Regions from separate parts of the Homo sapiens genome. Here region 1 is linked to region 2. Evidence: chromatin contacts called from ENCODE Hi-C or POLR2A ChIA-PET data. All regions are on one chromosome and are shown on one strand. The core of a region is the stretch at or near the end of the contact, and the rest is flanking DNA. Distances in the headings are between cores, read along the strand shown. Region 1 has its middle 55 kb from the start of NFIB-AS1. Region 2 overlaps NFIB (nuclear factor I B).

The links. Hi-C counts contacts between places; a loop is a spot of excess contacts on that map. ChIA-PET counts read pairs that join two places held with the same protein, here RNA polymerase II (POLR2A).
Region 1: a loop to region 2 is called in a map of endothelial cell of umbilical vein, with 2.1 times the contacts of the local background. The contact joins two enhancer-like sites. A Hi-C loop is called at or near these places in 2 of 168 maps with a recorded cell type or tissue (GM23248 and endothelial cell of umbilical vein). POLR2A ChIA-PET finds 5 or more read pairs at or near these places in 1 of 52 experiments (Panc1).

Annotation. Positions count from the first base shown.
Region 1 is chr9:14,370,558-14,374,432 of GRCh38, forward strand. It overlaps a transcript of NFIB not described here. Among named protein-coding and RNA genes, the nearest start is that of NFIB-AS1, 55 kb to the left of the region's middle. Within about 2 kb of position 2,379, at least 9 of the 41 ENCODE cell types and tissues checked have a DNase peak (open chromatin) inside an H3K27ac peak, as active enhancers do; they include endothelial cell of umbilical vein, where a contact is called at or near this core.
Region 2 is chr9:14,214,173-14,217,668 of GRCh38, forward strand. The region is part of intron 2 of NFIB (nuclear factor I B); the gene reads right to left. Among named protein-coding and RNA genes, the nearest start is that of NFIB, 98 kb to the right of the region's middle. Within about 2 kb of position 1,564, at least 3 of the 41 ENCODE cell types and tissues checked have a DNase peak (open chromatin) inside an H3K27ac peak, as active enhancers do; they include endothelial cell of umbilical vein, where a contact is called at or near this core.

The DNA.
Region 1 (3,875 bases), core at 1,129-3,628, 160 kb after region 2:
TTATAAACACTTGACTTCACTGTAGGCACAACCTGGTTCCATAACAAAGGTAAGAAATAACCATGTAAAGAACAGATTCATCTCAGGATCACACGACACTGGAACTCCATAAAAATCAGATCCCTCCTAATAGTGAGGTTCCTTCAGACTTGGAGACTTTCTTACCCTGTTATGGGTCACCTTTGCCATAGGGCTTTTTTGACCCCTGCTCTTCTGGAAATGCTATCAATTTCTTTGTTTAAATGCTAATGTCCAGGCTGGGCACAGTGGCTCATGCCTGTAATTCCAGCAGTTTGGGAGGCCGAGGCGGGTGGATCACTTGAGGTCGGGAGTTCAAGACCAGCCTGGCCAACGTGGCGAAACCCCATCTCTACAAAAAATACAAAAATTAGCCGGGCATGATGGTGGGCACCTGTAATCCCAGCTATTCAGGAGGCTGAGGCAGGAGAATCACTTGAACCCAGGAAGCAGAGGTTGCAGTGAGCTGAGATTGTGCCACTGCACTCCAGCCTGGGTGATAGAGCGAGACCCTGTCTCAAAAAAACCAAACCAAAACAAAACAAACAAACAAACAAACAAACAAAAACACACACACACCAACTATATGTCCAACCTGCCAGAGGACCAACCTTTTCTTATAGCTATGCAAGGCCTCAGTCATCTCTGGAACTTTTCATATCTTTTCCATCATTATATGTTAGCTTTGGACATGAGGTTTTACTTTTATGTTGTAGGAGAAAACACTAGTATAAAGAACTGTAATACTAAAAATAATCTAAGTTCCTTCTTCTTAGGGTAGGCAGTCTAGAAATCCTTGTTGAAGCGTTTTCAGTGGTATTATAGGATTTGTTTTGAAGAAGGTCAGATCTCACTGGCTGGGGAGTCAGGGGCTATAGGATCTCATTCTGGTTCTGCCACTAGTTACTTGGGTGATCTCTGGGCAAGTCACTTAGACTTTAGTCCTCTCCTATGTCTCAGAAATAAAAAAGGTTGCAAATTGGGAACACCTAGGCTACATTTGGCCCACAGAAACACTTAGTTTGCCTGTAACAGTATTTAAATGAGTTGATAATTTAGTTGGGAAACTTTACATAAGAACATAGGTTTTTACTTTCCCTTGAGAAATCAGAAGATCTGGCCACAGGAGTGGCCATTCCTATTCATTTGGTAGTAGCTACCCCCTTTAACAGGGAAGGGGCTCTCCAGGGCTCCAGTGACTCCATCAATTCCTATTGCCCTTTTGGTTTGCCCTAAACAGAGACAAAATACCAACTGCTATTTGTCAATGTACTTGTTCTCAGCAATATTAAAAATATTTAACTACGAAGGAATGGGAACTGACTGATTGGAATGGACACTGACTTTTGTGCTAGAGCAGCTCCTGGATGCTCCCCACTCTGCTCCAATTGGTCATGGGGAGGTCCAAGAACTCTTGGAAGAGAAGCTGAGGATGAGCCTCACTCGGTGAGCTTAGAGCACCATCTCTACATGAGTTGGTAAGGACCATCCCAATCTCAGGTGCGCACCATCTGAATGTCAGCCCTGCCAAAACTGTTTTTTTTTTCAAAGTGGAGATAGATATTTCCATACCCATGGCTCTTATTGAAAACAAGAAAATGAAATAAAAATAGAAAAAAAAAGCAGAACGATTTTTCGTGCTCTGGCTTGCTTTGTTCATTTATGAACTGGCCTCTATAAACATCTGAGTTTGATTTCCTGGTACTAACCAACCTAAAACTCTCTTCCAGCTTAAGCATAAGGAGCCTCTAATTTTATCCATTTTATAAATGGAGTGAAAATTTTGCAAAACATGTTGAAGAGAGGGCATTATACAGAATTTATATAAGATCTAAACCACTGATCGAAATAATAAATCACCAATAAATTATCTCTGTTTTCTTATCAAGCTTTTCAATTTTAAAAGCACTTTGATGTTCTTTTTCTTTTTTTCATTTTTCATTTAGCTGTGGCTATTTTTCAAATGGAATTAATGACCAAAAGCTAGCCTTATTCTCTAATTACAGTAAGAGACACTAGACAGGAGTTGTTCCAGACACTGACCCATCTTGGCTCAGGGAGAGGCTCTGGGCGGTTTTACTGTGTGCTGGCTTAGTACCTGGGGCCAGGAAACATCTGTTATAACATGTGGTCCAGCGGGTGCCCTGCTTAATTATAAAATGGCATTGCAGTGTCCCTTTGAGTTGGCTGGCTGTAGCTTCTAATGCTATGCTATCAAGCAAAATGTAATTCTTGATGTCCTGTGAACTGAACCTCTAACTCAAGTGTTGAATCACTCAGAGAAGAATAAAAAAAGTTAAACCTTTGCCCTCAGGAAAAAGGTATAGGGAAAGACAAAACAAAGAAATGCTTTCTAACAGCAACTGAGAAGCTTAGATATGAGCAAGCATCCCTTATACAGGGAACGGTGGTGGGGGGTGGGGACTGATTCCAGAATGACTCACACTTCTAGAATGAGCTGTTTATATAGCGTTTCCTCCTCTTCATTCCAGGGATCCTGTTAGGAAGGTCAGGGACAATGACAATCAAGAAGCAAAGGGAACACTGGAGAAGGGTGGTGGGAATGCTTGGAACACCAAAAGATTCATTCACCTTGAATAAGAGGACAGATTTCTGTAAAGGGTTATGCAATCAGCTGTGGCCCAGGACCTAACAATTTATTGTTGGAACATGTACACCTGGGAATTCTTTTTACAGTGGTGTGAATCTCTTATTAGCATTTATGAGAACTTACCTTCCCAAATCCTCTTATATGCAGATGGGAGTATAGAGCCCATTGCCAGCAGTGTCTGCTTAGGAATATCTTTTGTCTTATAGCCTGTTGTAATCACTTCCAGACCAGTGGTATATTTATGATTTACATCATGTTACAGAGGAATAAGTCTTAAGGATTCTTTTCTCTAAATCTTTTTGAATTATTGTTTTAGACTCATTGCCAGGTTTTTTTTTAAAGGGGGAAGTTGATGAACTTTTAAATATGTCATTACATGCTCCAAAATGGCAACTCTTTGTTCTTTTACAGTTTCTTGTAGAAAGACATTTAAAGGGCTGTGTGTGTCCACATGAGTGTGTGTGTGTGTGTGTGTGTGTGTGTGTGTGTGTGGTGTTTAGAAACAGGTAGATAAAGAAAATGAGTGAAAAGGAACACCTGAAGTTCATATTTTGTGTTTTTGTTGGAATAAGATTTGGCAGGTTTGGGGGAATCTTATCTAACATTTGGGGAGAGTTTAGGAAGGGCAGATCCACATTCATTTTAATTATGTTTCAATCACCAGGGGCAGCAACTGAAGGGTTAAGCCCTAAAGCAAGGAAATATCTCTAAGTCAGAAAACAAAGGGAAACTTGCATATTTCTGAAGATGACATCGGATCAGCTTGTGGATTTCAAGCAATTATGCGATGTGATGATTCCCACTGAGTATGCGTTAGTTGGAATACTGTTCTTTTTATTTCTCCATGTCCTGGGGTTGTACACTGAAAGAGCCCTGTTCAACTTCGAATGTCAGGGTTTTGAAGGCAAAATTATAGTAAAATATGTTTTAAAACAGTGGGGCCTTATATGAGTGAATATAACATTTTCCAAGGCTTTCAAAAATCCTTTTGTTAAAAATACGGTTCTTATTTTGTTTCTTCTTTCCTTTCTTTCTTTTTAAATTATTTTCTTTTATTCAGGCTTTTGCCTCCCCTCCTTCCCAAAGAAAAGAAGAGAGAAGTTTCAAAGGATATCTATAACCCAGTCTACATTTAGGGCCTGGGGACACATAATGGAGTTATTTTAAATGGGACACCCCACATGGAAAATAAGTGAGAAAAGTTCATCTGTGTCTGTTACTTCAGTACCAGCAGCAATGGTGACAG
Region 2 (3,496 bases), core at 314-2,813:
CTGCACTTCTCTGAGCACATCCCTGAATGAGGCACCAACTTCCCCTTCCCCACCAGCCTGCTCTTCTCCTCACAGGTCCTGAGCATGCTCAAGGATCTCAAAGCACACAGGGCCAGTGTCAGGAGCATGGACCCATGCAGTCACATAGAGCCCCACTTACGTGGTCCCCATGCTTGGCTTCATGCTCTTCTGTCACCATCTTGAAACTCTTAATTTTTGAACAAGAGGCCCACACATTAGGGAGCTGGTCCTGAAGGCAAATTATGGAACTGGATACATCTCAGCTCCTCAGCAAGCACACATTACCACATCCCATTTTCACCCACACTATCTCAGCAGCACAGCTCCCAGCAGCCTAACAGAAAAGTCACGCTTTCCTCTAAGAAACTGCCATACTTCCTTCCTTCAGAGTAAAACAAAATCATATTATGGATTGTATCATGCTTTTTACATAACTACCAGGAAACTTTTTAAACACATGATGCTAATTTAGCAGCCAACATTTTTGAACTTCATGGTCTATAAATTTGTACTGTTTCCCATATTTTCAGTCTCTGTTTCTATTTTCTTGGTCCTGACTCTCTTTTCCATTGGAAATTCATCATTTATTTTACTGAATATGAATATCCTGCTGAGAGCTGTTTATCCCACAGTCCAGTACACACAGGAAGGAGGCACACACAGTGCAGAGAGCCATCCTATACAATTGGAATTTAAAGAGATCTGACTTCATAAAGTACGTGTATACACATGCATACCTATGCTTCCATGCCCATTAAGAAAATGTGGAAACAAGAAATTTAGGCTTGGGAGCAACGGCCAAAGGAGAAACAAGGAGAAGGAAGAGATTTACTTTTCACTTTTACCTGTATATAGTATTTAATTATTTTCTGTAAGTATATTACTTATAATTTTTCAAAGTAAATAGCTCAGTAAAATGATCTTCTGTCAAGCTCAACAATTGGGTGCTTAGCAGAGCAAGAAATGGAAAAATAATGGCTAAAGCAGCTTTTACGTAATCTCCAAAGACATCAACTTTCACATCAGTTTCTCATAGACTGTCCAGCATATTGGAACCGAAGAAAAAGAGCAGGCATAAATACTCAGAACAATAAACTTGAAAAATGTAACCTCTGGTATACATTTAATGGTATTAAATGAAAAGCAGTGAAAATGAAAACCTTAAACATCTGCATATACTAAGACTATGTTAAGAAGAAACGATTATTAAAAGTTAACTAATAAATAAGTAAAAGTTTGAGTATTTGGGGGTGAAAAATTGTCAGAAAGCAAATGTGTAAAAAGATATATGGTCCTGAAAATCCTCGCTTATTCTAAATTTAAAATGCACCTTGATTCTATTGCAAAGAAAGTTGAAAGTATGTCATCAAAAAGTCATTTAAAAAAACTACTACTTAAAAAGTGATCAGATAATTTACAAAGATTATTCTCAAGAAGTCAGATAAAGATAAAGATGCCCCATTTGTTAACAGTACTTTTTGTTCTTCTGGATAATGTACTGAAAACCAGTCTAGCTTCCTATGGTATGCATAACTTCCTCTGTAATACTCCAATTGTATTACCAAAAGCAAACATTACTTTTGTTATCAAAGCAAATTTAATAAAGAATTTTCAACTATCTTGCCCACTCACTTGCTTTGTAATTCAGATAAATGACTCAACATCTCCAAGCTTCTTTCATCATCTTGTAAAAGGCAAATAGCAATCTCTCCCAAGCAGCACTGTACTGAGAATTAACTGAATTGCTTTATGTAAATTCTCAGCACGATACCTTGTTCATGGGGGGTGGGCAATAAATAGGAGGTATCATCATCATCACTCTTGGTAATGACGATAAAGCTGGTATATTTTCAATTCTATTGCATACAGTAGAATTTAAATTTAGTCAAAAATAATGTTCAATATTAAGAAATAACAGACTTCATCTTCATAACAAAAGATAGGTTGGCAATGGCTACCTTAGAAGCTACCTAATTGCCTGGTCACAATTTTTTCTTTGTGTACTTTCCTAAAATAAATTTAATGAATAACAAACTATATAAATAATTTTAACTGATAATCATGTGCAAAGAAATACAATTTGGCACTCAGGCTGAGCTTATCCCACTGGAAAGGTGTGCATTAACATGGTGGCATGTATTCGTTTTTCAAGTCACTTTACTGGCCACTATTAAGTCTCTGTGTGGATGAAGTAGAAACTAAAAAAGGTCTGGTTTGAGAAAGGCCGGAAGCAGGAGGCAAGTGGGCTCTGCCAAGGTGCATCTGTATCCACAGGTAAGAAGGAAGGTTCTCCATTCTTTCTCTCTCTCTCTCTCTCTCTCTCTCTCTCTCTCTCTCTCTCTCTCTCTCCCTCTGTGTGTGTGTGTGTGTGTGTGTGTGTGTGTGTGTGTGTGTGTGTAGCATTGACAAGGGGGTAAGCCCCTACAAAAGAGAGTGAACCTCAGAAGAGAGATGCTGGAGAGACGCTGTGTCCTCCAAAGGACTCATGTCACCACAGTCACCATACCCAGGTCAGGTCTACCTAACAGCCACTTCAATTCCATCTTTCTCATGTGACACTTAAGGCTATGCTGACTTTGCCAAAATTGCTTTCAGCCAAATTTTCTAAAAGAAAGGAAAATAAGCATACTTTTCTGATGAAAACTGTTGTCAGACAGGCCTGTAACTAAAGCCATTTCATACAGAATATCCTGGCCAATGTTTAGCACATGGTGCTTTACACTGAAAACTTTAAAAGCTAGAACAGCTATCCATATCCATCTTCTAAAATAATGTTGTAACAGCATTAGTAAATGGTGAATAATGTTTGAACAGTGTCTACTAGGAAGGACTTAATGAAATAAAGTGGAAGATATGTGAAATGACTAACATTTGAATTCATAAGGATGTTATGCCCCAAAACCTTATTTTTGGTATCAAGGTGGCCATTTTGATTAATTTCCTGATGATACTTAAGAAAGAATAACATTAATTTCTAAAGCTTCCAGATAATAACTTTTTCCCAGGTTACAGCTTTTATATATGTTATATGCAACTCACACTAATTCACACTTAACAGCAGATAGAATCTAAATTAGATCTTCTTATAAATTATTTCCAGAATGGGCAAGAGCAACCAAAAGATAAGATATACATTATCTAATTATTCAATAATGCTAGGAAATTCTTTTAAAATATACAAACTAGGCTGGGCGCGGTGGCTCACGTCTGTAATCCCAGCATTTTGGGAGGCCAAGGTGGGTGGATCACCTGAGGTCAAGAGTTCAAGACCAGCCTGACCAACATGGAGAAACCTTGTGTCTACTAAAAATACAAAATTGGCTGGGCGTGGTGGCGCATGCCTGTAATCCCAGCTACTTGGGAGGCTGAGGCAGGAGAATCACTTGAACCCAGGAAGTGGAGGTTGCGGTGAGCCGAGATTGCAACATTGCATGCCAGCCTGGGCAACAAGAGTGAAACTCCATCTCAAAAAAAA